Regions from separate parts of the Mus musculus genome. Here region 1 is linked to region 2. Evidence: chromatin loops called from intact Hi-C (ENCODE). Cell type or tissue: gastrocnemius. All regions are shown on one strand. Links, peaks and the distances in the headings refer to the core of each region. The heading gives the core; the rest is flanking DNA. Region 1 holds the start of Gm52793 (a long non-coding RNA gene). Region 2 overlaps Slc29a4 (solute carrier family 29 (nucleoside transporters), member 4).

The links. Hi-C counts contacts between places; a loop is a spot of excess contacts. Peaks named below come from ENCODE experiments on the same cell type or tissue, not always from the same donor. Only the 100,000 strongest peaks of a DNase experiment are listed, where the experiment ranks them.
Region 1: a loop joins it to region 2, with 2.7 times the contacts of the local background. A loop is called at or near these places in 16 of 42 quality-filtered maps.

The regions. Positions count from the first base shown.
Region 1 is chr5:142,847,445-142,862,943 of GRCm38, forward strand. Gm52793 (a long non-coding RNA gene) reads left to right here and starts at 6,846. Exons shown (of 3, transcript XR_003955824.1): 1 at 6,846-7,175; 2 at 9,485-9,562; 3 at 11,909-12,252. It also overlaps the pseudogene Gm15770. In gastrocnemius, for the core only: a CTCF peak has its summit at 7,657 (motif pointing left); DNase peaks (open chromatin) are centred at 7,076, 7,340 and 7,633.
Region 2 is chr5:142,715,221-142,730,719 of GRCm38, forward strand. It overlaps Slc29a4 (solute carrier family 29 (nucleoside transporters), member 4), which reads left to right. Exons shown (of 11, transcript NM_146257.2): 7 at 2,372-2,616; 8 at 3,237-3,378; 9 at 3,491-3,678; 10 at 4,737-4,977; 11 at 6,119-7,270. The coding sequence ends at 6,270. Tnrc18 (trinucleotide repeat containing 18) reads right to left here. Exons shown (of 28, transcript NM_001122730.3): 26 at 12,621-12,857; 27 at 11,758-11,832; 28 at 9,382-10,967. The coding sequence ends at 10,761. Among named protein-coding and RNA genes, the nearest start is that of Slc29a4, 21 kb to the left of the region's middle. In gastrocnemius, for the core only: a CTCF peak has its summit at 8,438 (motif pointing right); DNase peaks (open chromatin) are centred at 8,469 and 9,191; H3K4me3 peaks cover 182 bases.

The DNA.
Region 1 (15,499 bases), core at 6,343-8,842, 130 kb after region 2:
ACCACAAGAGAGCATCAGATCTCATTATGGATGGTTGTGAGCCATCATGTGGTTGCTGGGATTTGAACTCATGACCTTCAGAAGAGTAGTCGGAGCTCTTAACCACTGAGCCATCTCACCAGCCCCCAAAAATAAATTTTTAAAAAAGCAAAATCCCCCAAACTTAAAGTTATTTATTTAATGTATATGAATACACTGTAGCTGTCTTCAGACACACCAGAAGAGGGTGTCAGATCCCATTACAGATGGTTGTGAGCCACCATGTGGTTGCTGGGATTTGAACTCAGGTATTCTGGAAGAGCAGCCAGTGCTCTTACCCACTGAGCCATCTCTCCAGCCCCAAACTTAAATATTTTAATTTTTTTTCCTTTTAATAGCTGAAGAGCCTTACATCATGCATATGTATACATTTTTGTTTGTGTTTTTGTATATGCATGTGTGCCTGTGTGAGTCTATGTGACCTGTATACACGTAGAATCCTATGAAGCAGAGAGGACCTTATTACAGACAGATGAGAGCTACCTGTGGGTGCTGGGACCGGAACCTGTGTTCTCTGCAAGTGGAACCAGTGCTGGTGCTCTTAACTGCTCAGCCACCTCTCCAGCCCCTTGTTTTGTTTTTTGTTTTTGTTTTGTTTTTTTAAGACAGGGTTTCTCGTTTTGTTTTTTGAAACAGAGTCTTATGTAGCCCAAGTTAGCCTCAAAACTCACTGTGTAGTCAAGGATTACCTTCAGTTCTGAATTCTCCTGCCTCCACCTCCCAAGTGTTGAGCCTTCAGGTCCAGTCCATAGCACCCTAGCACACAAAACCTCAAGCCTTTCTCTTAAGCTGTGTGAAAAGCTGTGTGCCATTCTTGTCCTCCTGCAGGACTCTTGCAGGAACCTCCCAGGCTTGCAGAGGAGGTGCTGGCCTCATTCCTGGAAGAAGAATGCTCTAGAACACAATCCGGCAGTCCAGCAGTGTGTATAGGATGGAACCTGCTGTGTGCACTGTACAGGGGTGGGGGTGAGGGTGGGGTGGGGGAGGTGCTACAGAGCGGAGTGACAAGAAAGAAGCCAGAGCTGAAGGCTGAGAGGAGCAGCTAAGGTCTGGGAAAACAGCTCGGTCTGCAAAGTGCTTGTCATACTAGCATGGAGATTTCAGTGTGATCCCCGGAACCCATCTGAAGGAGCTGGGTGTGGCCGTGTGCGCTGGGAGACCCGAGGCTTCCCGATACTCACTGGCCAACTACCTACACTAATTGGTGAGCTTCAGGCCAGTGAGAGACCCAGCCTCAGGAGAGAGAGAGAGAGAGAGAGAGAGAGAGAGAGAGAGAGAGAGAGAGAGAGAGAGAGAGAGACTGAGGAGAGAGTTGCAGCCAAAGCCAGGTTCTATCTCTTTCTGGATGCTTTTGTGCAGGGTTCCTGAGTTGTGTGTTGGCATGGACGATTCTGGAGGCTTCTACATGATCTAAAGACCTGAGGTCTTCATGGGGCTGGATGAAGAAGAACCTAGAGTCAGTCTGGTGGCCTAGACAGCAGCAGGGTCAGTCCCTTAAGGCACTAGGACTCCCCAGCCTTAATGCTGAGGTCTGTGGCCAGAGCAGGCGGTAATGAAAAGGTATGGTGGACCTCATGCTAAGAAGAGGTATGAAGTTTCCGCCCTGCTTCTGGCCCCACTGTCTTCAGCTACGCTGCCTGCGAGCTCGGGCCTGGGCTATGTATGTCAAGGACAGGACAGTGGGGCTGAGGCTCACTGTGCAGATGCTTCACGGTCCTAGGCAGAGAGCGTTGGCAGTAGAGTCAGAGATAAAGAGACAAAGATAGATCAAAACAGAGATGAAGAGAGAGACAGAGAGACAGAAGAAGAAAGGCACTGATAGAGAAAGTTGAGCAAGTAAGTCTCAGAGGTAGAGCCCCTGCCCAGAATCCCCCAGGGAGGGGCTGGGGGCGTGGCTCAGTGGTAGAGCCCCTGCCCAGAATCCCCTAGGGAGGGGCTGGGGGCGTGGCTCAGTGGTAGAGCCCCTGCCTAGAATCCCCCAGTGAGGGGCTGGGGGCGTGGCTCAGTGGTAGAGCCCCTGCCTAGAATCCCCCAGTGAGGGGCTGGAGGTGTGGCTCAGTGGTAGAGCCCCTGCCTAGAATCCCCCAGGGAGGGACTGGGGGCGTGGCTCAGTGGTAGAGCCCCTGCCTAGAATCCCCCAGTGAGGGGCTGGGGGCGTGGCTCAGTGGTAGAGCCCCTGCCTAGAATCCCCCAGGGAGGGGCTGGGGGCGTGGCTCAGTGGTAGAGCCCCTGCCTAGAATCCCCTAGGGAGGGGCTGGGGGCGTGGCTCAGTGGTAGAGCCCCTTCTTAGAATCCCCGGTGATGGAGCTCTGTCTAGTGTACATGAGGCCCTCGGTTCCTTCCCTGACACAGAAAGCAAAATATATGTACATGGGAGGCAGAAGAATAGTCTTCCACAAGGAAGAGCCCCAAATTAGTTACACAATACCAAGTGGCAAGCCCTGAAATCATATACATACAAGTAACATTATATAAACTGAACACACACAGACACAGACAGACATCCCACAACAGTTTAAGAAATTGAGGCCATGGATCTGAGAGAGTAAAGTGAGTGTACCAGGAAAGGAAGGAAGGAAGAGAAGGAAGAAATGGTACAATTATACTCTAATTTAAAAAAAAATTTTAAAGTAAAATAAATTCTGTGCATGATCAGATAGTTTCATGTCTCCCTGCGACAGATAGAGAGACGTTTGGGAAAACAAGGCTTCCGAAGGAAGAGATAAGCCGTATCGCTCCATCTCCTGCAGCGACGCGCAGGCTGCTTTCCACAGCAGAGGCCATTTCTTTCAAAGTCCTTGAAGTGACCTCGTGGGTTCAGGAGCCTCCTTTTGTGTTTTGCTTTGCTTTGCTTTTGTTTCTGTTTGTTCATTTTGAGAAAGGGGTCTCGGTTAGTCCAGGTTAGCCTCCCTATGTAGCTGTGGATGACCTTGAATTTCTAATCCTCCTGTCTCCACCTGGGTGTTGGATTTCAGGTCTTCACGGACACGCTTGGCCTTCCTGCCCCTTCTTGTCACTTTCAATAAGACAGGCGTTTTGGCCATCTGGGCCTCAAGGATGAAGCAACCCTGTGGTACTGTGGGGCGGTCAGCTCTGAGATCTCCCCAGCCCCGCCTGGGTGGGAGATTCTCATCTCTAATCTGAGATAGAGTTTGTGGGTCTAGGTTTCTGCTCCAATCTTCTTAAGTCACTCGCCCATCTCGTGAGGATTAGCCCGGCTCATCTTCAGAGCCACTTAGCCGCTGACCTCCACGACCCAGAGCAGTTCAGGAGGGATATGGTGCCTCTGCTTGGCTGGGTCTCTACTTAGGAGAACTCACGTCCCCCTGGGGTGGGAGTACCATGGCTTGCTGTGCACACAGATCCTACTGTCTGCTGTGAATCTACTGGTGACTAGTCTGTGTGCTTGCTGTCTGTATTAGTCAGGGTTCTCTAGAGAAACAGAACGTACAGAATGAATATGTATATTCACTTTACATATGTATGTATGTGTATATATGTACACACACTTCACACACACACACACACACACACACACACACACACACACACACACGGGATTTATTAGAGTTGCTTACAGGGTGTGGTTCAGCTAGTCCCACAATGGCTGCCAATGGATGAAAGTCCAAGAGTCCAGTAGTTGCCTGGTCCCACGAGGCTGGGTGTCTCAGCTGGTCTTCAGTATAGGCTGAAGGAGTAGGCTGATGCCAGGAAAGGAACAGGCTTGCCAGCGAAAGTCAGAGCAAGCAGGCAGAGCCTAAGCTTCCTTCTTCCATGTCCTTTCTATAGGGTTAGGTTAAAGGTGTGTCTCCCACCTCAAAAGACCGAGATTAGCAGTGAGTCTTCCCACTTCAGATATCTGAGAAAAAAGTCCCTCACAGGGGTCCCCAGCCATTTGGGTTTCACTTAATTCCAGATGTAGTCAAGTTGACAACCACAAAGAGCCATTGTATCTATCATGTGCCAAGGGCCTAGCCCTTCCTGACTGTCTACTTGGTGCCAAGTGCCTGATGTATGGTGGCTGCCTACTCTGTAGCGAGCACCTAGTGAGTGCTTGTCCTACTGTGCACTGAATAGAATTCCAGGCCCTACTTTGCCCCTCTGTGTCTTCCCAATGGTCCTCATGGAAGCCCCTTTTGCCATTCCACTTTACAGAGAGGAAACTGAGGCCCGGGGAAGAACAAAGCTTGTGTGTCTACTTTGTGAGCCCCAGTGCGAACACCAGGTGCAGCTCAGAGGGTCTGAGGAAGCTGCTGAAGGTTTCACAGAAAGAACAGTGGAGCCAGGCTGGGGACATGCCTGCCCTCAAGCACTGTAGCAGCAGGTCCCAGTGAATACTCGGCTGCTTTGATGTCACCCTTGCCCCTCCCTTCACCTGCTGGTGAGTGGACCCAGGGAAGGGCGCCAGAAGCTGTGGCCTTTTGGTGTTTTCTGAGCAGTCTTGAAGGGTGTGGCTCTTCACTCTTGTGGAGGATCCCATTCTTCTTTCTCTCTGCCTTGGGGGAGGGAGGCTGACAGCCAGCGGGGGTCGGGGGTGATGACAGCCATCATGGGGGGGGGGAGCTGGCAGCCAGCATGTGGGGGGTTGACAGCCATCATGAGGGGGTGGGGTCACCAAAGCTCAGAGACCCTACAGTTCTTGTCAGCTGTTTTGTCTTCCTCTTTGGGGGGGCACTTTTGGGGAGTACACACAGGTGCTGATGCAGCGTACCCTCAGGTATTTTGGAGGAGCGCTCTCAAGGAATACTCTGAGCAGTTGGGGAGCACTCTTTTTGTTGTTTGTTTGTTTTGTTACTGTTTTATTTTTCTTTCTTTTTTCTTTCTTTTTTTTCTAGGTGGTCCTTTATACTCCCAGCCCTGGGCACACACACCACTCACTGAACACCCCAGCCTGAATAGTTTATTTTCTCAGTAGCCACCAGAGGGTGTGTTCACTTGGTAAGTTCCCAAGGCAATCTCTCATGAGTTCTGCCCCACCCCATCACAGTAGGTCCATCCTGTCCCTCTCAGGAGACCTCGGACACTCAGCGTAACTAGCTGTTGCTCCCACCACAGCAGCTGGGAGTGAATCAGGGTGAGCATGCTTTGCCCGGATCCCAGAACTCTAGTCCGTAAGTCCTCATAACCATGCCTCACTCCAGAACCACGGTGCCACCCACTGCCTCCAAGGCTGCTTCCATCTTTGATTACCTTTGGCTTTGATTACCTGGGGCAGGGACTCCACCAGCTTCTTGGCCTGGACGAGGTTGATGCCCTGGACATAGTTCTTGATCTTCTTGATCAGCTTCACTTTGTCCACAGGCTTTGCCTCTGTCAGGCGGACGGTGAAGTGTGTCCGCTCTTTCTGTTTGGGGACGTCTTCTTCCTCGGCCGCCTCAGAGGCCGGTGCTGCAGCAGAGACGAGACCAGGCACCATGCCACCCATTGGCATAAGGCTGACATCCTGGATCTTCAATGTTTTCTTCAGGAGTCCGTTGAGGTCTGAGATCTCCAGGAGCATAAGGCTGGCAATGTCTTGGACCAGCTGCTGGGTCTTGGGGGGGTATACTTTGGGAACATTATCCAGAGGTGCGCCGGCGAGTGCTTCACTCCTTCGGTGGCTGCTGCTTCTCAACTGCTGCGCTGCACAGACGCTGGGCATCTGTTGCCTGGCAAGGCGGAGCGCTGCCCCCCCTAGTCCAAGCCGTGGCCTCCACAGACAGCGGCTAGCCGCCACCCTGTTTTTATTTTTCAAGACAGGATTTCTCAGTGTAGCCCTGGCTGTCCTGGAACTCACTCTGTAGACCAGGCTGGCCTTGAACTCAGAAATCTGCCTGTCTCTGCCTCCCGAGTGCTGGGATTAAAGGTGTGTGTCACCACCACCTGGCTGGGGAGCACTCTTTTATGTGGTTTAATGTTTGATTTATATATAATGGATTTCATTATAACATTTCATCCACATGTCCCCCCCCCCCCCTTCTCCCATTGGTCCCATCTCTAGTCTTCCTAACTTGCTCTCTTCCTATTTTCCTCACCTTGGGGGATGGGGAGGAAGGAAGGAGGGACGGGGAGAGAAGGAGATGGAGGGAGGGAGAGGGGGGAGGGGGAGTCATCAGAGTTGTTGGGGGGGGGCAGGGATGAAGGACTACATTTCTGAAAAGATATCTTATCTTGCCTCCACAACTATAAACCAGCTATTGATCCTGAGAAAGGGGCGGACCTACGGAGGACCTCCTCCCTCCTCCCTCCTCCCTCCTCCCTCCATGACTTGGCATTTCTGGTCCTAATCTTTGTCAGAGGTAACTGTTGAATTCTGGAGGCAGTGTAGCACATCACCCCACCCCTTCCCCTGACTCTTACATTCTTTCTACCCCAGCTGACTGTGATGTTCCCTGAGCCTTGGACGAGGTGACATCATGTGTCATTTAAACCTGAGAGCTGTCGAATGGAGCAGTTTCCGGTCTCTGCAGTTTCTACTGCCCACTGCAAAAGGATGTTTCTCGGACATATATTTCATTTATAAGTGGTTTTTAGAAGGCAGTTAATTAGATGGATGTGTTGTGCTCACATCAGCTGGAGATTCCCCACTGCGGACTATGACTATGGGGGGGGGGGAGGCAGGAGGCAGGGAGCACTCTCAGGTACTAGTGGGGAGTACTCTTGAGTCTTTTTGGGAAGCATACTGGGGAGGTACAGAGGTTCTACTGGAGGGCACTACCAAGTGCCACTGAGGAGAACTCTTGGAGATTAGCTATTTGAGATCACTTTGGGGAAACATTCTTTTTTTTTTTTTTTTCAGGGTGAGGATGGTCCCCTGTGTAGCCCTGGCTGTCCTGGAACTTGCTGGCCTCTGTTTCCCAAGTGCTGGGATTAAAAGGCTAAAGATGTGCACCCTACAGCCCCAGCTATGGGGAGCACTCTTAAGGAGCACTCTTCAAGAATATACTTCAGTACTAGCGGGAGGCTAGGGAACACCACCTCGGTCCCTGCCGGGCTACGGGAGTTTTTGGCATCACCCTCCTGCCCCTGCTGGATCAGAATAGTGTGTCACTCAAGCAGGAACGTGCTCCCAGTCCTGGGCTTGTGCACCCAAGACCACAGTGTCCAGTGTCCAGCAGCTCCTACCCATCTCCATCCTTCAGTCCTTCAGGTTCCAGGTACAGCATTACTGCCTAGAGCCGCACCCCACACCCACATCACCTTGTCAACCGGGATTCTACAGATCTGCATTTGCAGCCCTGAAAACCCTCAGAAGAAGAGCTTATAATACCCCCATTCTGTTGCCAGGGCAACCTGGTGACCCTCCCCTTCAGCCTGGCGCCCAGGCCCCGGGTGTCTGCTCTTGGAACAGCCTTCTCTTAGACACCTCTGTTCACACTGAGTCTCATTTGACCACTCTTCATTCCCCCAAGGTGAGGGACTTCCAAGTGGCTTTTGAATAGAGCAGGAAAAGGCTTTGTGCAAAGCGAAAGCAGTACCAGGAAGCTCGTCTGCCAAAACTGCCTGGCATAGGGCTGGAGCACTGGCTCAGTGGTTCTGAGCACTAACTGCTTTCCCAGAGGTTCCAGATTCAATATCCAGCTCCCACCCTGGCTCATGAGTCTGTAACTTCAGTCCCACGGAATCTGGCTCCCTCTTCTGGCCTCTGAGGGTACTGTACGCACACGGTGCACAGACATACATGTAGGTGAAACACCCATACACATAAAAATAAATAATTCTTGCCGGGCAGTAGTGGCGCACGCCTTTAATCCCAGCACTTGGGAGGCAGAGGCAGGCGGATTTCTGAGTTCGAGGCCAGCCTGGTCTACAAAGTGAGTTTCAGGACAGCTAAGGTTGCACAGAGAAGCCCTGTCTCAAAAAAAAAAAAAAAAAAAAAAAAGTAAGTAAATAATTCTTAAATCTCCCACAGAGCTGGGAAAATGGTTCCATGCTTAAAGGATGAGCATTCAAGCATAATGACCAGAGTTCAGATCCCCAGAGCCCACGTTGACGCTGAGCAGGAAATCCCAGCATCAGAAGGCAGGGGTCTCCAGAGCAGACTGGCTTGATTGAGAGATGGTACCTCAGGGGATCAGGTGGAGGAGAGCTGGAGAATGACTGCCAACATCACATGGGTTTTCCCCGTGCATCTGCACCTCCACCATACACACACTCGTCCACACACTTGCAAAGACCCATACATGTGCACACCACACATTTATGTATATGAAAAATAGAAACAGAAAAATTCAAAAACAAAAATGGTTTGTACAGAAGCCGTCCCATGCAGACAGTCACAAACTCTGGAAAGGTGGAGGAGCTAAGAGCAGTGGGTGCCAGGCTGCTGAGCCATTTCCCAGAATCCCTAAGAGTGGATGGGGCTGTGTAGGTGAGGGAGCCAACTAAATGGCTCCTCCCTTTTCTGGTTTCTGTGATTCCAGTTGCCTGGAGTCAAGCTCAGTCAGAAAATATGAGTGGGAGTCTCACAAACAAACAACCTGTTAGTTTGGGGTTTTTTCTTTTTCTTCTTCTTTTTTTTTTTTTTTAAAGATTTTATTTATTATTTATTTTATATGTAAGTACACTGCCGCTGTCTTCAGACACACCAGGAGAGGGAGTCAGATGTCATTAAGGATGGTTGTAAGCCACCATGTGGTTGCTGGGATTTGAACTCAGGACCTTCCCAAGAGCAGTCAGTGCTCTTAACCGCTGAGCCATCTCTCCAGCCCCCCTTCTTCTTCTTTTTAAAATATTTTTATTATAAGTTAGTACAATGTAGCTTAGCTGTCAGATGCACCAGAAGAGAGTGTCAGATCTCATATCGGGTGGTTGTAAACCACCATGTGGTTGCTGGGATTTGAACTCAGAACTTTTGGAAGAGCAGTCAGTGCTCTTACCCACTGAGCCATCTCACCAGCCCACTTTTTCTTTTTCAAGACAGGGTTTCTCTGTGTAGCCCTAGCTGTCCTGGAACTCGCTCTGTAGACCAGGTTGGCCTTGAACTCAGAAATCCTCCTGCCTCTGCCTCCTGAATGCTGGGGTTAAAGACGTGCATCATCATGCCCAGCCAGATTTGATTATTTTTTATGTGTATGCCTGTTTTGCTCACATGTATGTGTAGCATGTGTATGCAATGTCCAGGTAGGCCAGAAGAGGGCGCTGGATCCCCAAAGAGCTAAACAGCGCTGATGGTGAGCCACTATGTGGGAACTGAACCCACATCCCTTGAAGAAGCATCCAGTGCCTTTAATTAATAAGCCATCTCTCCAGCTCCCTTGGTTTTGTTTTTGGTGTGTGTGTGTGTGTGTGTGTATACATATGTGTGTTCACATGAGTGTAGTTTCCTGTGGAGGCCAGAAGAGGGTGCTGAATCCCCTGGACCTAGGGTTACAGATGGGTGGGCAAGCACTTTACCAACCGAGCATCAAATCAAACCTTTGAGCTAGGCTTTCTGTATTTTGCAAACAAATGTATCTTGATGCAGGGGTCCGGAGTTGATGCAGAGATTCCAGGCAGCAAACAGAACACCTCAGGAGTCAGGTGGGACCAGTGTCAGGTAGAGGTGAGTTGTATTTCACACTTTTATTATTATGTTAAGTGAATTTGTGCGCTCGTGTGTGTGTGTGTGTGTGTGTGTGTGTGTGTGTGTGTGTGTGTGTGTGTGTGTAGGGGTATGTCTGTCCATATGTGGGCACATGCCTGCCACAGAATGTGTGTGGAGAGCTGGGCGGTAGTGGCACATACCTTCAATCTCAGCGCTGCAGGGGCAGAGGCAGGTGGATCTCAGTGAGTTCAAGGCCAGCCTGGTCTACAGGGTGAGTCTTAGGCCAGCCAGGGCTACAAAAAGAAACTCTGTCTCCAAAACAGAACAAAACAAAACAAAGAGAATGTGTTTAGGGGTCAGAAAAAGAGTTCTCCTTCTTCCACTCTGTGGGTCCTGAGGTTCAAACTCAGGTTACCATGCTTGGCAGCAATCACCTTTACCTGCTAAGCCATCTTACTAGCCCCCCAGGCTGCATCTTATTTATTTATCCACTCATTCATTTTTATGACAGGGCTTCATATTTAGCCTGGGCTGGCCCAGAAATTCAGAATTCACTACGTCGTAGACCAGGTTGCCCTTGAACTCACAAGAGGTCCACCTGTTTCTGCCTCTGACACGCTGAGGTTAAAAGCCTGCACCATCCCATGCTATTCAAGCTCTGGACCTGCAGTGCCAGGGTGGAGTGGCCAGGAGAAAGGTTAGGGGTCAGAAGGAGCAGAGGGACACACGGTGGGAGCCTTGAGCCTCACTCCTCGGATCTCTAGGTTCCCAGCCTGGTAGAATGCCATCCCAGATGTACCTGGCTGGCCAGGACCCAGCCTTCCCTAATGGGGATAGGTTCCCCCTCCCCTGAAATGGCAGAGCCTCTATCTGAGTGTGTCACCACATGCACTGCCAGCTTGCTCGCTGCCACCAGAGCCTCGCTGGAAAGTCGCCCGCAAATTGAAAGAGATTTCTTTCCAGCAGACAGCGCTCTGGCAGATTGAGGCTTTATCTTGCCCATGCAGAGGGAGCGAGCCCTGCTCATTTCGGTTTTCCTACAATTAAAAACACCCAAAGCTCTAAATCACAAACTGGAGAACAGGTGGGGCCTTCAGGGTTTTCTCCGCAGTTTGATAAAGAGGCGCTGGTTGCCAGAGCAACGGAGCGAGGCGCGTTCTGGGGAGAGGGGCCCTAGACGCCTAGTGTGTTCTGTTGGCTCTCGGGAGGAAAACAGCTTCCCCCGGCCTTGCTCCACCCAGTAGGTTGTTGCTCATGGTGTTTGCGGTCCAAGAGAAGAGCCTGAGTGTGGGAAGACGGTGAAGCCCCGCTTATTCTTAAGAGTTTTCTCATTTTATAATAAATATATGTTCGTTCGCTAAAAAAAAAAAAATGACAGACAAGGTATGGCGGTGTTGGGAATCTCAGCGTCTGGAAAGCAGAGACAGGAGGGTCTCTGTGAGTTTTAGGCTAGTCAGGGCTACATAGTGAGTCCTCAGAGAGAGAGAGCAGAGACAGAGACAGACAGACAGACAGATACAGAGAGAGAGAGGTCTTTCTGAGCATAAGCATGTAATGCCAGCACTAAAGAAGCTGAGGCAGGAAGATCTGAAGTTCAAGGTCAGCCTGAAGGTCAGCCTGGGCTACATAACAAGATCCTGTCACAAAGAAACAAAAGTGGAATAGATTTACAGTTCTCATGGTATGGACTGACAGCAACTCTCATCTGACAAGGGCCAGTCCACCATCCTTGCATAAACCTCCAGCCTCTCAGGCCCCAAACCCTGCTTGCCGCCTCCCCCCCCTCTCCCCCCCCCTCTCCCCCCCTTCTTTTTCTTTAAATTTATTTGCTTGTTTGTTTGTTTGTTTGTGTCTGTGTCTGCAACTGCTGGATTTATTGGTGTCCAAACCCAGAACTTTGTGCATGCTAGAAAAGCACTCTATTGCTGAGCCATGACCCCAGCCCCTCACTGGGGGAGTCTAGGCAGGGGTTCTACCACTGAGCCACACCCCAGCCCCTCACTGGGGGATTCTAGGCAGGGGCTCTACCACTGAGCCACGCCCCAGCCCCTCACTGGGGGACTCTAGGCAGGGGCTCCACCACTGAGTCACACCTCCAGCCCCTCACTGGGGGATTTTAGGCAGGGGCTCTACCACTGAGTCACACCTCAGCCCCTCACTGAGGGATTCTAGGCAGGGGCTCTACCACTGAGTCACACCTCCAGCCCCTCACTGGGGGATTTTAGGCAAACTCACCACAGCTGAGCTACATTTCTATCCTTAACCTTCTAAAATAATTGTGATACAATACGCACACTGCTTCTCATCTTCAAGTGCATGTGGAGGAACGGAGTGTGGGTAGTCGTCACTACCATTCATTTCCAGGTCTGGACTCCCACAGCAGCTGTGAGAAGGTCGGAGGACTTGGGAGCACTGTGTCTCTAGTTACTGTTTATGTAAGTAAAATCCCCGCCGCCCAAGCCTGAGCTTGGTTCCTAGAACTAGAACTCGTGGTGGAAAGAGAAAGCCCTCTAACCTCCACAGAGGCGCAGTGACAAGCCTGCCTCCATCCCACAGAAATGTATCACTGGTGGTGGTGGCAGCACACAGAAACAACCGGAATTTCCATGTGGTCCGCTTTCAGACACTTTCTTTGATCTTTCCCTTTTTAGCTGTTATATGTTTGGTTGTTCAGACACGATTTTCTTTAATCTTTTAAATATATTGAAAATAGCCACTCCAAACGGTCTCTTTTTTTTTCCCCCCTTAGATGAGGCTGTACTTGAACTCACAAAGAGCTGCCTGCCTCTGTCTCCTAAGTATTGAGATTATTTATTTATTTTGAGACAGGCTCTCACCATGTCAATATATAATCCGGGATATTCTGGAATTACTCTTTTTTTTTTTTTTTTTTTTTTTTTTTGGTTTTTTGAGACAGGGTTTCTCTGTGTAGCCCTGGCTGTCCTGGAACTCACTCTGTAAACCAGGCTGGCCTCAAACTCAGAAATCTGCCTGCTTCTGCCTCCCAAGTGCTGGGATTAAAGGCATGCACCACCACTGACCACCTGGAATTACTCTTATATAGGCCAGGTTGGCCTGGAACTCACAGAGATGCATCTGCCTCTGCCTCCTGAGGACTTAGATCAGGTACCACCATGCCTGGCCTGCCTGTCTGTCTTCCTTCCTTCCTTCCTTCCTTCTTTCCTTCCTTCCTTCCTTCCTTCCTTCCTTCCTTCCTTCCTCCCTCCCTCCCTCCCTCCCTCCCTCCCTCCCTCCTTCCTTCCTTTCTTCCTTTTCTTTCTTCATGAAGTTTTAATTTAGTGTGTGTGTGTGCATGAGCGTGTGCACAAATACAGGTACACACAGAGTCCAAAAGAAGGTCCCCTAGAACTGGAGTTCCAGGCAACCGTGAGCTGCCCAGGTAGGTCCTCTAAACAACAGCAAGTGCCCTTAACCACTGAGCCATCTTTCCAGTCTTTCTTTTCTTTCTTCCTTCCTTTCTTGTATTTTTAAAAAACATTTACTATAACTTTGTATCTGATCTCTGTGTATGTGTCTGCTACAGAGTGTGTGGAGGTCAGAGGATAACTTCTCTGGGAATGAAAATGCACAACTTCACTGAGCTAAAAAGCAGTGCAGTGGAAACAGACAAGAATGCAGAAAGAAGAAACTGCATCTTTCTGGCTATAGTGGCACATGATAGGTCTCAGGAGGCAGAGGCTGGAGGATCCCTGTGAGTCTGAGGCCAGCCTGGTTTATAAATCAAAGCTCCAGGACAGCAGGAGTTACACAGAGGAAACCTGTCCCGAAAAAACAAAACAAGCCGGTGGTGGTGCACACCTTTAATCCCAGCACTCAGGGGGCAGAGGCAGGCAGATTTCTGAGTTCCAGTTCAGCCTGGTCTACAAAGTGAGGACAGCCTGGGCTACACAGAGAAACCCTGTCTCAAAAAAAAAAAAAAAAAGAAAGAAAGAAAGAAAGAAAGAAGAATATGAATATATATATATATGGAGGAGGAGGAAGAAAAAGAAAACTGTATCCTTTTTTAAAAAGATTTATTTCTTTATTTCATGTATGTGAGTACACTGTTGCTGTCTTCAGACACACCAGAAGATGGCATCAGATCCCATTACAGATGGTTGTGAGCCACCATGTGGTTGCTGGGAATTGAACTCTAGGACCTCTAGAAGTCGGTGCTCTTAACTGCTGAGCCATCTCGAATCCCCTTCAAAGGCAGCTGGTACAGCAAGGCCAGAGGCCAAGCTATTTTCCTGTCCGTCAGCATGAAGGCATGGAGGGATGTTTGCCTTCATTGACCTTACTAATCTTTCAGCTAGTTGAACATTTTTTAAGATATACCCCCCAAAAGTCACATGTGCAAAGCCCTCCAGCATCCCAGCCCTGTACAGACAGGGCTTTCTGCGAGAATGTCTGGGTGGTTCATTCCTACTTAGTGAAATACATGGTGGCCTCTTCAAAATACATTGACTCCTGAGCCTCAGCTGTTAAGGAGACAGCCTCTATGGTCAAATCACTTGTTTCTGTTGTACATGAAGGCAAAAATTTCAGAAATGGGGGCTCATCAGAACAGGGCTAGCTGTTCATGAGTGGAGGGTGAGGATACCACACAGTGACCCCATCTACCACTCAAGCATTAATGGGATCTCTCTCTCTCTCTCCTCTGAGATAAGGTCTGTCTACATAATCCTGGCTGTTCTGGAACTTGCTATGTAGACCAGGCTAGCCCCAATTTCAGAAATCCACCGGCTTGGCCTGCGCCACCATGCCCAGCCCCTTCCATTTGTTTTGAGATAGAATGGGTTTCTCCTATTTCCTGCTCAGCATACAAACCTTTTAATTCTATCTCTGCTTCTCATCTCGGTGTTGGGCTGCTGGGATTATAGATGCACACCCCCAAATCTAGCTTTATACCTGGTACTGGAGGAAGGAGCACAAGTCATGGGGCTTGCACCAGAATCAGTTTTACCTGCTGAGCCATCTCCCTGGCCGTTCTCTCATCTTTCTGGGCTGGTATTATGGCTGTGTACCACCGTGGCTGGCTTCTTTATTATTTATGTATGACTTGAGTCTGTCTAGGGGTCTGTTAGTCAGTCTGTTAACTACCATCGATTGCCCGAGGCAGCTGCAACAGAAAACACCTGGCTGTAAATAGTTTTGACAAATGGGTCTGGGGAGAAGTTTGTAATGCAGGGAGATCTTGAGTTTATTCAGAGAAAGGTGCCTTTCAGGGATCTAGCAAGCCTGTCCTGTCGTGTCTGGTTTGGAGAATGAGGTATCAGAGCCCCTGAGCTGTCAATTCCTTCGAGAGCCAGGAATGTGGGCTTCATTGAGCTGGAGAGAAAGGAACAGACCAGGGCGAGGGGGAAATGTCACGAAGCTCCCCTTGCTGCTGAGATTTGGCTGTCCCCAGCCCCCCTCAATAAATATGCAGTGTATGGCCAGCCTCTGGATCGTTGCCAGAATTCAAAAGTTGCTTTTAGAAATCTTGGCAGTTTTTCTGTGACATTTATGGAGGTGTGAATTTTTTTAACTGATCATTTTTATTTAACTGGTTAGGGTTAGGGTTAGGGTTAGCAGAGACTGGGTGGATAGGCTCTTATGTAGCCCAGGTTGACCTCAAATTGTTGCTGTTTGGTTTTTGCTTGTTTTGTTTTTGTTTTTGTTTTTTCTAGACAAGGTTTCTTTATGTAGCCCTGGCTATTCTGGAACTCACTTTGTAGACCAGGCTGGCTTCAAACTCAGAGAGGTCCACCTGCTTCCACCTCCTGAGTCCTGGGATTAAAGGCGTGCGCCACTCTGCCGGGTGATGGCTTGGTTGGCTTTTGGACAGGACTTCACACGAAATCCTGAGTTGCCCTTGAACTTATTCCATGTGGGTTCCAGGGATTGAACTCAGGTTGTCAGCACAGGTGGCAAGTGTCCTTACTCCAAGTCATCTCAACAGTCCTGGGAGAT
Region 2 (15,499 bases), core at 6,902-9,401:
CTGGGGATGGGGACTATGGACGGAGAGGGATGGACCCCCGGGGTGGGAGGGATATGTGCACACACCTGTGTATGCCAGGGTTCGAGAGTGTGAACAGCATGTGAGATTGGGAGGTCATAGCTGCAGTAAGTTTGGGGACAGGCATATTTTGTGTGTCGGTTGCGTGACTTTTCCCTGAGGGATATGAACAGATAGGGCATACAATCTGCACAACAACAACAACAACAACAACAACAACAACAACCAGTCCCACCCCATCTAGCTTTGGAGAGTTAATTTGACTGATTCACAGGAGTGTGGATAACTCAAAGACAGCCGCACTGAGAAGCCCACCCCAGCCCAGGTTACGTTAACTCAGGACAGCGGTGTACCCTGGGCTCCCTGCACAGCCTGAAGGCAGCTCTGCTGTGGGGAGAAAGACTCTCCTTTCCATGGCACTTGTTACTGGTTGACTAATCTTGAGGAGGGGCCTTGAGAATCTTGTGTAGTTCAGCTGGACTTGCAATCTTTATATCTTTATTCCCTGAGTCTTTTTGACACCCCCCCACCCCCCCCCACCCCCCCCCACCCCCCACCCCACCCCCCACCCCCGCCTTCCTCTAAGAGGACCGTTTCAACTTTGGAAATTTGCAACATTGTGTGTGTGAGTGCATGCGCCTGGGCAAGTGTAGTGTGCTGAGGCTTAGCTTGCTCAGGCCTGTATGTATCAGCTGGCTCCACTCAGGACCAAGCCTTTCTCAGATCCCCCCCCCCTTCACCAACCACCCTGCTTAGTACTTAATTGCTTGTCTGCGAAGCCACCTCCCAGATGCCCTTTCTGATACCCAGCACCTTACTCAACCTGAAGTTTACCCAATGCCCAGACCCCAAAAGACCCCTGGACATGCCCTCCAGGTACAGTCTGAGTCTACCAGGTCTTGCCTTCTATTCTGTAGCTAGTCACAACGAGACAAGCAACCGGGCTTAGCCAGTGTCATCCTCAGAGGCTACTCTCCATGGCCCCTCCATGGCAGCCTGCTGTGGGCTCCTTCTGCCACGTGCTGCCTGGTATATCAAACCGTACCACATAAGGCTAACTTCTGGGAGGCGGCCAGCACACAGGTGCAGATTTTTTGTTGTTGTGCTGAGGCAGGGTCTCTTGTAGCCCAGGCTGGCTTGCAACTATGTATAGCTGAGGATAACCTTGAACTCCTGATCCCCCTGCTCCCGATTCCTGAGTATTGGGGTTCTAGGCACTATCTTTACACTGTGTTGGGACCAGGATGCCATGCGCGCTTAACAAAAACTCTACCAACTGAGCCACATTCACACCCAAAACCGGTAGATTTTTACAGTGGAATCTGTGAGGCTGGCCCATGAGGATGGTGGATCCCTTTGGGACTCCCCCGAGACAGACTTGTTCAGAGCCCTGTCCGTCTTCATCAGCTCATAGTGGACAGGACAAGTCCTGCCTCACATTGCCCTGTGGCTGTGGATTGAACTCGGGCAAACCTTCATGAGTTATCTGCAGCATACTTGCCCGCCTTGACCCTGACACCCTCCTCCAGCTGGCCCTTGCTCTGGGGGTGGGGGGAACCTCTCAGTATTTCACACGTGCTCAAGCCTCTTACCTGTTTGATGTGCTCGCTCTCAGTCTGTGTGCCTGGCTCCTGTGTACTGCAGACTTAACTGCAGGCTCAGCTGTCCCCTTCCAGGATAAGATGCTCCGATCCTTCCCCCTCTCGCCACATCCTCTGCCCGGGCGTACACCCTGTACCACTGTTATGTGTTTCTGTGGCTTGTCTGTGGCCTCTTGCCATCAAGCCTAGGAAGGCAGGAGCCTTGTGTCCTCCTTGTAGGGAGCAGCTCAAGGCAGGATGCCCAACAAGAGCCCAGTGATGGTGCCCATGGTGTGTGAGTGGATGGCAGAGTCAGACAGGGGTTGTGGGGGGCCCTGGGGGAAGGGGAGCTGAGGCAGGCTGGATGGATAGACAGGCAGCTGAGGGGTGGGGCTGGTGAGAGCAGATTCATCAGGGCTGGGGGCAGGGAGACAAGGAGAGGGGTTGCAAGTGGCTGGAGAAGGCTTAGAGAGAAGCCCAGACAAGATGTAACTGGTAACTGGTGGGGCTTGGCAATGTAGGGAGGGGCTAGGAGGAGCCATCGCTTGGACAGGGTGCAGGCTGTGGGGTCTTGTAGGATGATGGACCAGTATGGACCAGGTGCTGTGGGTGGGGGGCCCAGAACAGTAGAAGGATGGAGCAGAGAGGACCCAGTGAGGAAGGGCTGGTGGATGGGGTGGAGTGGGGTGGGAGCAAGGGCGGTAGAGCATCGGAGGGTGGCACGGGTGATAGAAGCTTCAGGGAATGTTGATGTGCCACTGCCTCCCCTCCAGGCACGGCAGGGGTGATGATCTCTCTGAGTCGAATCCTCACTAAGCTGCTGCTCCCGGACGAGCGGGCCAGCACCATCATCTTCTTCCTGGTGTCTGCCGGCTTGGAGCTCCTGTGCTTCCTGCTGCATCTGCTGGTGCGGCGCAGCCGTTTTGTGCTCTACTATACCACTCGGCCCCGTGACAGCCGCCCCGTCCAGGCAGGCTACCGAGTGCACCACGATGTCGCATCCGGAGACATCCACTTTGTAAGTGTCCTGGCCTGGCCTGGCCTCCTTCTCCCACACAGGCGCCTGAAGAGTTCCTCGTTGGCCCTGTTATTGATCCCTCAATCTCAAGCTGCAGGTTTGTTTCTGTACCCTGAGAAATTCCATTCTGTGGACCACCTTCCATGACTCCCTGTTGGGACAGTAGGAAGTGAGGCCTTTCTAGCTATGGCCAGGGAGAAGAGCCCGGGATCTGTGGCAGATTAACAGAACCTCAAAAGTATGATTAATGGAAGCCAGGGGAACCCTATAATACGCTCCCTTCCATTACAGCTCAGGGGTTGCCTCTGTGAGGACCCCAATACAGATCATTACTTCTTACTACCAACTCCTTGGGTTAGCCAATCTGCAGTTCTGCGAAGATAGAGCGCCCTCTGGTGGTCACATCCTGCATTACCCTTCCACCCAGCCCCAGCTCAGGTTCCAGGGCTGTGTGACTTAAGGCTCTGTGACTTAAGGCTGGGTGGAGGGAATCAAGGGAAATAGTATCCCTTGATAAGGAAGTGCACACAGCAGGTACTAACTTAATGTCTAGATGACTGTGGCTCCACCATTTGCTCTGGGTATCTAACCCATGACTCCCATCATTCTTTGACACACAGGAGCACCAAACTCCAGCCCTATCCAGCAGCAGGTCCCCGAAGGAGAGCCCGGCCCATGAGGTGACGCACAGCAACAGTGGGGTCTACATGCGTTTTGATGTGCCCCGGCCACGAGTCAAACGAAGCTGGCCCACCTTCAGAGGTAACGTGATACTGTGGAGTCCGGTGGCGTCCGTGGCTGTCACACGGGCTGAGACAGCAGGGGCCCCATGAGCGCCAGCCTCTAACATTCCTCACTCCCCTCCCCCCACAAGCCCTGCTGTTGCACCGATACGTCGTGGCGCGGGTCATCTGGGCCGACATGCTGTCCATTGCGGTAACCTACTTCATTACACTGTGCCTGTTTCCGGGCCTGGAGTCCGAGATCCGCCACTGCGTGCTGGGGGAGTGGCTGCCCATCCTGGTGATGGCCGTGTTCAACCTGTCAGACTTTGTGGGCAAGGTGAGCCTCAGGGTGGCTTTGGGGAACCCTAGTAAGGCTCTGGTCTTTCTGGAGCAAAGCCAGGCTGAGGGTACGTGTTGGAAGAATGGTAGCCATGAGTGTCACCATCTCTAACACTGTCCTGTGGAGTCTAGCCCCTGCCTGGTCTCTCTGGTATCAACTGTGCTTCAGGCTAGAATCAGTCCTGATTTCTCCTGCCCCACAGTCACTAGTGGATCTGTCTGAGGATGACACAGGCACAGGCTGCCAGCTGGGCAGCACGTCTGTCACACAAGTAGATAGGGCTGGAGTGGCACCCTAGCCATGCTGCAAGCTCACGTCTCTTTGCAGTCAGTTTGCTGAATACTGTGGAGTATGCAGGGTGGGACCCAGGGCCTTGGCCTTGTAGGGCAAGCATTCTACCACTGAGCTACATTACAAGCCCTTCACCAGGAGTGCTCTAGAGTCCCCCAGGGAGGGGCTGGGGTATGGCTCAGTGGTAGAGCCCCTGCCTAGAATCCCCAGTGAGGGGCTGGGGTGTGGCTCAGTGGTAGAGCCCCTGCCTAGAATCCCCAGTGAGGGGCTGGGGGCGTGGCTCAGTGGTAGAACCCCTGCCTAGAATCCCCCAGTGAGGGGCTGGGGGTGTGGCTCAGTGGTAGAGCCCCTGCCTAGAATCCCCCAGTGAGGGGCTGGGGTGTGGCTCAGTGGTAGAGCCCCTGCCTAGAATCCCCCAGTGAGGGGCTGGGGGTGTGGCTCAGTGGTAGAGCCCCTGCCTAGAATCTCCCAGTGAGGGGCTGGGGCGTGGCTCAGTGGTAGAGCCTCTGTCTAGAATCCTTTAGGGAAGTGTTGGGAGGGACCAGAAGCATAGCTCACCATTAGAGTGTTTGTCTAGCATATTCCAGGTTTCACCTTCTATCACCAGTACTGTAAAGGGGGCAGGTTATGAGATGGTGCGGCTCTTGTAAGGTAAGCTGGACCCAGTCAAGGTTGTCAGGCACAGGGTGTAACTGGAGGGCCTGGCTGGCAGAGAGACGGGCTTATGGCTAGGTGGGTAATCCCAGACTCCCTGCTCTCTGCAGATCCTGGCAGCCCTGCCCGTGGAGTGGCGGGGCACTCACCTGCTCGCCTGCTCTTGCCTGCGTGTGGTCTTCATCCCCCTCTTCATCCTGTGTGTGTACCCCAGTGGCATGCCTGCCCTCCGCCACCCTGCCTGGCCCTGTGTCTTCTCGCTGCTAATGGGCATCAGCAATGGCTACTTTGGCAGTGTGCCCATGATCCTGGCAGCTGGAAAAGTGAGCCCCAAGCAGCGGGAACTGGCAGGTAAGACCCGTGGGACCCACGTACAGTAAGGGCTTGAGCCTGTACACCTAGCGCTCTCCTAAGCAGCGGGACATGATGCTGCCCACATTTGCGGGGTTACAGTTCTGAGATAGAGATGGCCAATAAACCGAGGTAACAGACAGATGTGTTATGTTTCATGGTTGTAAGTCCTAGGGGCTATTAGTCTGAGAAGTTAGGGCAGATGAAAGGACTGGGGAGCCATGATGTAAAGAAAACAATCTTGCAAAATTTTTCTGAGAAGATGGCTTTTGAGCAAAATCCTGGAGGAAGAAATGAGGGAGACAGATACAGGAAGCTGCAAGGAATGGCACCTAAGCAGAGGGAGCCATGTGTGCAAAAGTCCTGAGACTTGGCCCAGTGGTAGGGCTCCTGCCTAGAATCCCCCAGTGAGGGGCTGGGGGTGTGGCTCAGTGGTAGAGCCCCTGCCTAGAATCCCACAGTGAGGGGCTGGGGCGTGGCTCAGTGGTAGAGCCCCTGCCTAGAATTCCCCAGTGAGGGGCTGGAGGCTTGGCTCAGTGGTAGAGCCCCTGCCTAGAATCTCCCAGTGAGGGGCTGGAGTGTGGCTCAGTGGTAGAGCCCCTGCCTAGAATTCCCCAGTGAGGGGCTGGGGTGTGGCTCAGTGGTAGAGCCCCTGTCTAGAATCCCCCAGTGAGGGGCTGGGGTGTGGCTCAGTGGTAGAGCCCCTGCCTAGAATCCCCCAGTGAAGGGCTGGGGTGTGGCTCACTGGTAGAGCCCCTGTCTAGAATCCCCCAGTGAGGGGCTGGGGTGTGGCTCAGTGGTAGAGCCCCTGTCTAGAATCCCCCAGTGAGGGGCTGGGGTGTGGCTCAGTGGTAGAGCCCCTGCCTAGAATCCCCCAGTGAGGGGCTGGGGTGTGGCTCAGTGGTAGAGCCCCTGTCTAGAATCCCCCAGTGAGGGGCTGGGGTGTGGCTCAGTGGTAGAGCCCCTGTCTAGAATCCCCCAGTGAGGGGCTGGGGTGTGGCTCAGTGGTAGAGCGCAGTCTCACAGTCTCTGGAGCCCTGGCAACTGTCACCACAGTGCACATGTGAGAAGCCATGGCCACAGAGATTGTCTAGCACAGCGCAGCCTCAGCCCCTCTAACTTAGCCCACTCTCGTCCACAGGAAACACCATGACTGTGTCCTACATGTCGGGGCTGACCCTGGGCTCTGCTGTGGCCTACTGCACCTACAGCCTCACCCGAGATGCCCACGGCAGCTGCTTTCAAACAGCCACCGCCGCCGCCGCCAACGACTCCATCCCTGTCGGTCCCTGAGCCGGGCCCACCCAATCCTGCCCCCTGCCCAGGAAGAGCTGCCTGGGCCAGTTACCCCAAGGCCTGAGGACCCTCCCACCCCTGCCTCAGTGCCTGCGGGGTCCTGGCCACCTCCTAAGCCACTAACGCCACCTTGCCACCTTGTCCCAGTTGTCCAAAACAGCTGGAACTTGTCTTCACCGCCCAGGGCACCGCCTCCCCGTGTCCTGTGTTTGGTCAGACACCTGCCCTTCACCCTCTGTGTCCAGAGGCCCAGCATCTGTCACACATCAAGGGGGCGTTTATTCAGTCTTAGAGCCACTCGGAATGGCTGGCCACAGTCTGAGCTGACTCCCTTCAGTGTGACCCCACTGTGTGGTTCCATGGTCTTCGATGTGGTTTTCATTTACTGGTCAGGGGGCACCTCCCTGTATTAGAAATCTTGGAGGAAAGTCCCCAACTCCGTTCTGTCCCTTTCTTGTTCTTAGACACTTCTTCACAGCCCTACCCCTGCACCCGCACACATAAAGCGTCAAGTCTGGAAAACTCATTCCTCATACACAGGCCTCCTGTAGTCATAGCAACAGAGATGACCTAGGTGCACCCACCTTAGGTGGAGGACTTCCCCATGCACACCACCACCCCTCTTAGAGCACAGGCTAAGGGCCACGGCTAACAGGGACGTCCCATTTCTTTCCTGTTCCATCCAACTTACCCATCATGCAGGGACAGCTGAGGTCCACTCGTGACCTAGGCCGCCCCACTCCCATCCACCGAGAGTCAAGTGATGACACGACACACTTGAAACCCTGGCAAGTGGCTGCAAGGTGAGGATTGGACTCGTGGGTGCCAGGATCGGCTGGAGGACCTCCTGCCAAAGAGAGCTTTTGCTGAGCCGGGACACTTGCCTCTCCACACAGTGGCCCCAGCCGTGACCACCCTGTACCAGTCCCTGCTGTGTCCTGTCTACCTGTGTGTTCTCTGACTACCGCACTGGCCATTAAATATGGCAGAGACTGCCCACCGCTGTCCTGAGGAAGTGTTTGTGGGGGGAGGGCTGGGAAGTGAGCCACTGGGTAGGGTGGGGAGATTAAAATGGGGCCCTGATGGGGTGTCTTCCCCACAATGCTGAGACACTTGTGGTCCCACCTGTCCTGAGCTAGGTGTTTTTAGAACTGATGATTGCCTAGTGCTGAGCACCTGGGGCTTGCACGGGCCTTAGCAACCGCTGCCTCTGTGAGGACAGGAAAAGATATGGATTTCTACATCTGGCTCACAGGAGGAAGAGCTCAAAACGGGGAGTGTGCTGGTCCTGGCTCTACCCCCTCTGGGTCTGGGAGTCAGGCTGCTCAAAGCCAGTAATGAATTCTTCCCGGTTACAGTCCCCAGTTCTGGTGACAATTTAGAGACATCTTCTCTTCTCTCTTCTCTTCTCTTCTCTTCTCTTCTCTTCTCTTCTCTTCTCTTCTCTTCTCTTCTCTTCTCTTCTCTTCTCTCCTCTCCCCTCCCCTCCCCTCCTCTCTTTCTCTCCCCTCCCCTTCCCTCTTTTCTCTTCTCTTCTCTTTTCTCCTCTCCTCTCTCTCCCCTCTCCTCCCCTCCCCTCCCTTCCCCTCTCCTCTCTCCTCCCCTCCCCTCCCCTCCTCTTCTCTTTCTCTCCTCTCCCCTCCCCTCCCCTCTCTCTTCTCCTCTCTCTCTCTCTCTCTCTCTCTCTCTCTGTCTGTGTGTGTGCACATGCGCATGCGTGTCTGGTGACAATTTAGAGACATATTCTCTCTCTCCCTGTGTGGTGTTGCTGTGTGTGTGCATGTGTGTGCGGTGTGCGCTTGTGTGCACAGAAGCAAGAAGACAACCAATGTCCATTATCACTACACCATCTTGTCTCACCTAACCTGTCCCCCAACATTTAGGTTAGACTGGCTGGCCAGTGAGCCCCTGGAATCCACCTGTTACCAGCCCCGCTAGCCATACTAATTTCTAGAAGAGTTCTGTGGATTCAAACTCAGTCCTCCTGCTTGTATAGCCAATGCTGTAACTCACTGAGCCACCTCCCCAGGTCCAGAGGCATCCTTTCCCTGTTATGCATCCCCAAAGAATGGAATTGGAAAATGGGGACTTGAAAGTCCTGTAGCCTCAGAGACTTGCTTTGCAACCCTTGAGGGTCCCAGACCAAGGCTGTGGTAATACCACAGGTGGACGCTAGATGGCAACAATGTGACTCTTCCCACTCACCACCTACTTCCTTGCAACCTCTAGCCCCGCCTTCCCACGTTACCACTAGTTGCCACCCCCACCCTGTCTATCCGTGCAGATTTACACTTCTGGCTGGCCAGTCCTCCAATCTAGCTTCCACAGGCCCCAGAACTATTCCCCACCCAGACACGGGTGTGTGACCCTGACCCTTCCACATGTGGGTTGGACCCCTATGTTTACCTGGATGTGGAGGCTAGCAGGCATCCTGAGGTGTCAACCCTCATGCACCACCCACTCTGTGACATGTTTTCACTGACCAGGGGCTTGCTGTTTGGCTGGACTGGCATACTCAGCACTGGGCTCCCGGGGGAGGGGGGGCTCGGGGGGCCAGGGCACAGCCATGCCTGCTTGCTTGTTTTATGGTTATGGGACTCAGGCAGGCATCTTCCTAAAAACCTGTAGCTCTGAGAAGGTTTTAGAGTTATGTGTTTTGCCTGCATGTATATGCACCACATGAAACCTGGTCAGAAGAGGGCGTCACATCCTTAGAACTAGAGTTACTTATGGTTGTGAGCTGCCATGTGGGTGCTGGGTACTGAACCCAGTTCTTCTGCAAGGGCAGCAGGCACTCCTAACTCCTGAGCCATCATCTCTCCTGGCCCTTGCTCTTGAATTTTAAACAAGACAGATCACTCTGGCTTCGAGAACTTCCTGAAATGCTGGACCAAACTCATCTCTGTGCCCAGTAGAACAGCTCCAGGCCGTACCCTCTAGTTTGCCGCCCCCTCCCCGGCACGTGGGGCTCCTGTCACTGACAACCAGTGTTGTGTGGTTCCAGCCTCTCTCCATCTTTGGGTGCTCCAGAACAGGAGCCCCGCCTGGATCCTCTACACCGATTCTACCATTCACTCCAGGACCCCAAAATAAGTCACTCCAAAGACATAGTATTTTTCCAATTAAATTTTTTCTTTTCTCTTTTTCTTTCCTTTTTTTTTTTTTATGAAAAAAGATCACACAGAATTTGCCAACAAACAAAATTCCAAAAGAAACTTAAAAAAAAAAATCAGGAAACAGTAATTACCCCCACCCCAAAAAGAAAAGAAAAAACAAAACCGAAATCTGGCTTTTCCTTCCTTCAAGATTGTCTGCTCAAAGCCTCCGGGGACCCCACTGGGGTCTGGCAGGCACAGGGGGACTGGTTAAGTGCTTCGGGCTGAGCTGGGGGCTGGGCTCGGGCCCCCTCTTTCTATTTCCATCTCTCATCCATTTGGGGGCACATACAGTACACATGGGCAGGGGTGCGGGTACAGGGGAGTGGGGGAGAGGCATAAAGCCGGTGCTAGACATTCACGATCTAACAGGAAATAAAAAATAATATTCTGCACGTCAGAATGTGTTTTTTTTTATAATTTCATAGCTATTTTTCACAGTTTTAAAAAGTTTATATATATATTTATATATATTTATCTTTATATATATAATTAAAAAGTTGACTCCATTTAAAGGTGTATGATACAGGGGCAGGCTACAGGAAACTGTACAGGTAACCTTTCGGATCCTCCTGGTGGAGGGGCCGGGCGGGCCGTGCCGGGCGGGCCGTGCCGGGCGGGCCGTGCCGGGCGTGGGCGCGGATTTCAGCACCATTGGGGATTTCTGTAGTGTAAGGGTCTGGGCTGGGGGGGCCCACGGGGTATGGTGACGCTCCTGGGCTGCCCTCCCTGTTCCCCAATTCCAGGCTGTCCTGAGAGGGTGGAGGCCGGGCATACGGACACCCGGATGCCCCGGGTGATTGGTGAAGCTGGCTGGCGTTGGGCACCCCCCCCACCCCCCCCCGCCCCATGGTAGGAGGTCTTGGATGGGCTCCGTGCTGGGTGTGGCTGAACTCTACACCAAACACCAGTTTGGGTCCTTGGAACTCTCCCTTACCCCATCCACAGAATCAAAGAGTCTACACAGGCCCAGAGCACAGAGGGCAGCCTCATTGAGCGCAGACAAAGTGCCGGAGGGAAGTCCTCCTCGCTGAGGTGACCCTGAGGGGACAGCAGAGCCGGACCCTGATAGCTGAGGTGGGGGGGGGGGGGAATCTCAGCATGAGGGCACCAGGGGATGACCAGAAAGGGTCTGGAAATGTGTGCACATGTGTGCACACACGTGCATGCATACGGGCACACACATGTACACACTCACACTTGCCTGGGGCGTCCACCTGGCCACATGCACACGCCCACAAGCACACTGGCATGCACACAACACACGTGGTCCCGCGCCATGGCAGTGGTGGGGAGGGGGGGTCTCTGTGGGCCCCGCTGGGTGGGCGGCGCTCAACAGAGCACAGGCACGCCGTCCGTGGAGAAGATCATGCCTGTGGTGGGCTCATAGGTGCCCGCGAGGTAGTAGAGGCCCTCGCTGTCCTGGTATTTCTTGGTCTTCAGCATCTGTTCGTACTGCTCCAGGCCCACCACCAGGCACTTGTGGGACACTGTCTGCACATCGTTCTCATCCACGTGGGAGGACTGGTACAGGGCGCGCTGTGGGGACACAGTGGGTGTTAGGGACTGGAGGGAACCCTCCTGGATCAGGGAGACCCTGGGATGCCTTAAGGGCAGAGACCTGGAGACAGAGACAGATGGATAGAGAGACAGATGGGAACAAAGAGGGACAAGCAACAGATGGAGAGACAATGACAGAGACCAAGAGAGATGAAGAGATGGAGGGAAACAGGTAGCAAGGGAACACAGGATGATGTAATGCCATCCCCATTGTGTTCAGAGTCCCAGAAGCCTTGTAAGCAGTAGATGGGTGTGGTAGTCCGCCTGAAATCTCAGCCTTGGACCACAGAGACAGGACCTTTGGAGCAAGCTGGCTAGTAAGACCAGCTGTATCAGTGAGCTTTGGGTTTGGTGTCAGGAAGTCTCCCAATAGTGACAGTGAACCTCTACCCACACCTGCATGCACACTTGCCACCCAGGTACCAAAGTGTGTGTGTGTGTGTGTGTGTATACAGGAAAGAAAAGTAAAAGAAACAACAGAAGAAGAGACAAACAGATATGCCTGCAAATGCCAGAGCAAGACACAGAAAGGAAAGGGGCACTAGGAGACGAGGAGACGCCAGGACAAAGGCAGATTCAGTGAGCAGATGGGACAGAGACAGGGACTCCAGCAGCCCAGAGCCACAGATGAGAGAGAGGGATGGGGGAGGCAGGGAGGGAGGGAGAGAGGAAGGGAGGCTAGGAGGGGCAGAGCAGAAAGCTCGAGGCCCACCCCATCTGGACGGAGCTTGCCCTCAGCCAGCACCAAGAGCCCACTGCTGCGTCTTACCTCCATGAAGTCCTTCCTCTGGCTGGAGGCCCGCAGGGCTGCAGGGAGGCTATGCCCTGACTTCTGGTCCCAGTGCTGGGGGAGGGAGGGATAAGAGGAAGTCTTAGCCTTGTTTTCCTCCCATCTGAGATTCCAGGCCCACTGCACAAACTCCCTGGACTACTCAGCCTTTCCACGGGTAGGGCCACAGCATGCCCAGCCACAAATGGAGTAATGTTTTTTTTTTTTTAAGATTTATTTATTTGTTATATGAAAGTACACTGTAGCTGTTTTCAGACACCCCAGAAGAGGGTATCAGATCCCATTACAGATGGTTGTGAGCCACCATGTGGTTGCTGGGAATTGAACTCAGGACCTTCGGGAGAGCAGTCAGTGCTCTTAACCGCTGAGCCATCTCTCCAGCCCGGTGTAATGGTTTTTAATTGCCAATTTGATTCTACCTAGACTTATCTGGGAAGAGTCTCAATCAGGCACTAAGTCGGACTGGGTTGTGGGTACATCTGATGGGGATTATATTGATTTTGTTAATTAAGACCTAGTCCACTGTGGGCGGTTCTATTCCCTGCACAGGGAACCTTGGACTACAGGAGTAGAGGAAGCAAGCTGAGCACTAAGCATGAATGCGTTCGTTCTCTCTGCTCCTGACTGTCAACAGTCATGCTGCCTCATGCTCCTGCCACTGTGACTCCCCACAGAGCTGATCTATCTGTCTGTCTGTCTGGTCTATAACAAAGAACTGTCAGCTAAAAGAAAATCCTTACTCCTGCTTTCCGGCAGGGTATTTTAGCATCAACAGAAATGAAACACCATGGGTCTACCTTTACACACCAGGGACTCTTTCAGTTCCCATCAGGGACACTCACCTGGCCCTCATGGAACTGCTTGCCCGGGCTGGTCTCCTCCGGATGGTAGAACCACTTGACACGAACCACCATATTGTTGCCCCAGGACTCCCACATGCTCTGGATCCGGCCAATATAGGGCAGGTTGGGGCGGCCGGCTGACAGGAAGACTGCGCAGTCACCGATTCGGATCATCTCCTTGCCTCGGACGATGGCCTTGTAGAAGAGCTTGCGAGCCTTGCCTTTCATGCCTCGCCGCTGCGGGACGTGAAAAACCACAGCTAGAGCCCAGCACTGTACCCGAAGCCACAGAGCCAAAGGCAAGACACCCCACCAGGCGGTCTGGGCAGATCTGGATCCCCGATCCCTGGACCTGAGTCACCCGCCATGAACCCTCGGGGTCTGCATGGAAGGGGTGCCTTAGCTTCAGTTTGGAAGCGCTCCCGCCTACCCTTGAGTTCACACTTAAGGCGCTACTGCGGGAGTGGAACACAGTTTAGAGCTAGTGTCTGACAAGAGTTAGCAGGTAACAGGAGGTGCGGTCTTAAAAGGAGCTACCAGGCCTCTGCTCTTTCCTCTCTATCTCCTGCCAGTCAAGAGTAGCTTCTGTGCTCCTGCATTAGTTGAGCCCTCTCGGGCGGGCGCGATGGAGCCGGAACCAGCGCAATGGAACCGGAACCAGCACGATGGAGCCGGAACCAGCTCGTGGTGGGTGGAGACAATGAGCCAAAACCAACCTTTCCTTTTCACAAGCTGATCATCTCACGTAGTTTCTCCTAGCAACAAGGGGGAGTGTACGTGTTTGTGTACACGTACACATGCATATATGTGCATGCAGATTACACGTGTGCAGGTGCATGTATGCGGCAGGCAGAGGGATCTTCCTTTATTCTCTCCATCCACCCATTGTGTGTGTCTTTGTGCATGTGCTTCTGAGTGTGTAGATGCCCACAGAGGCAGGAGAAAGGAGAAAGGTTTCAGAGCCTTTGGAACTAAAGTTTACCGGCCTTGGTGAGCCACCAATGTAGGTGCTGGGATTCAAACCCTGGCTCAGTGCTTTAGTAATTTCTGAGCCATTTCTCCAGCCCTTTGGGCCTTCCTTCTTTCTTGGAGACAGAGCATCATGATGTAGCCCTGGCTGTCCTGGAACTCACTATGTAGGCCAACCAGGCTGGCCTCAAACTCACAGAGGTAAGCCTGCTTTTGTCTGCTGAATGCTGGAATTAAGGACATGTGTCACAGGCTCTCTCACTGAACCTGGAACTCCTCAATATGCCACTGAAAATGGGGGGGGGGGCGGTAAAGAAAATGGCCCCTGACTCTGATATCACTGAACGCCCACCTCTCCAGCCTCACTGAACTTAGGAGCTGATGACACACATGAGCCAGGGTGTCCTCAAACACTGAGGGAGGCCACCAGGTACCCCCAAACTATCCCTATTAATCCCCAACTCCTATCTGCTGAAGTAGCACAACTGGGCAGAAAAGGGGTTCCAACTGCTAGGGACACCCGACAGAGCTGGACACACAGCCAGGGGACGCTGGCCTAGGCACGGGGAGGCTAAGAGCAAGTCCAGGAAGGGCCTGTGAATAGGGAAACCCTACAGGTGAGCCTGGCTACTAAGGCTCAGTTACTGCCTGTTCCCAGAGGCTCTGGTGTAGGTCTTGGCTATCCAGGATGGAGTTACTGGGAAGAAGTGAGGAAGCAGAAGGGTGGGACTTGTGAGGTCAGTAGGTCATCAAGGAACACCCTCAAGGGAGTTCAAGGCCTAGGACGCTCCCCTTTTTCTTTGCTGCCTGCCGGACATGCTATGAGCAGTTTATTCCTGGATGGCTTCCTCACTAGGACACCCAGCGCTTCACAGGAGACTAGAGCAATGGTGTCTAGGACTGGTGCTCGGCTCAGGCAGCATGCAGGGAGCCCCGGCTTCCATCCTCAGGATGTCACCATGTGGAAATGGTAGTACGTGGCTGTAACCCCAGTATGCAGGAGGATCAGGCATTCAAGTTCGTCCTCAGCTATACAGAGGGAATGTTGTTACTGTGAGGGAAGGGAACCTGGGCAACACACTGGGCTCTGAATCTCTCCACCCACAGGCATGGGTGGACATGGAAGCTTCCAGAATAGCTCCTGGCAATACCCTCACCGGAAGTGTATCCATGAGTACCTTGTCCCATGTATACTGCATGTATGTGTAGGTGAACATGTATGACTGTATTCCAGTGTAGTCCTATGTCATGGGTTCACATCCCCGTGCTCCATTTATAATCACTTTCCCCACTGCTACCCACATACCTGATAGATTAAACAAAAAAAAGAAGAAAGACTTTGTTTTGTTGTTATTTTGAGACAGGGTTTCTCTGCGTAGCCCTGACTGTCCTAGAACTGGCTCTGTAGATCAGGCTGGCCTCCAACTCAAAGATCCAGCTGCCTCTGCCTCCCTCCCAAGTGCTGGGATTAAAGGTGTGCGCCACCGCCTTTCCAAGCAAGAAAACTTTAAAAAGGAGGGATGACGTATTTTGGCTCATGCTTTCCGAAGGTCTACTTCAGGGTTATTTGATGCGATGTGCTTGGGTAAAACCGCTGGCGAGGAGAGAATGTGGCAGCTGTTCATGTCTCAGTTGAACAGGAAGACAGGAAGTGGTCAGCAATAACAACCACATCCTCGGGGACCCACTGTGCCAGGGACCACTTTCCACAAGTTTCTACAACTTCCAGCATGGCGCCACTACCGTGGATGGAGTATTCAAAACATGGCAGTGTGTGGTTGGTGGGGGGTGGGACGGGAGTCAGCACTGTTCAATTCATAATAGCACCCGTGCATGCACATGTGTGCCTGAATGTGCATCCGTGTGAGCACTTGGTGCCAGTATGCACGAGCAGGTGTGTGCACGTGTAT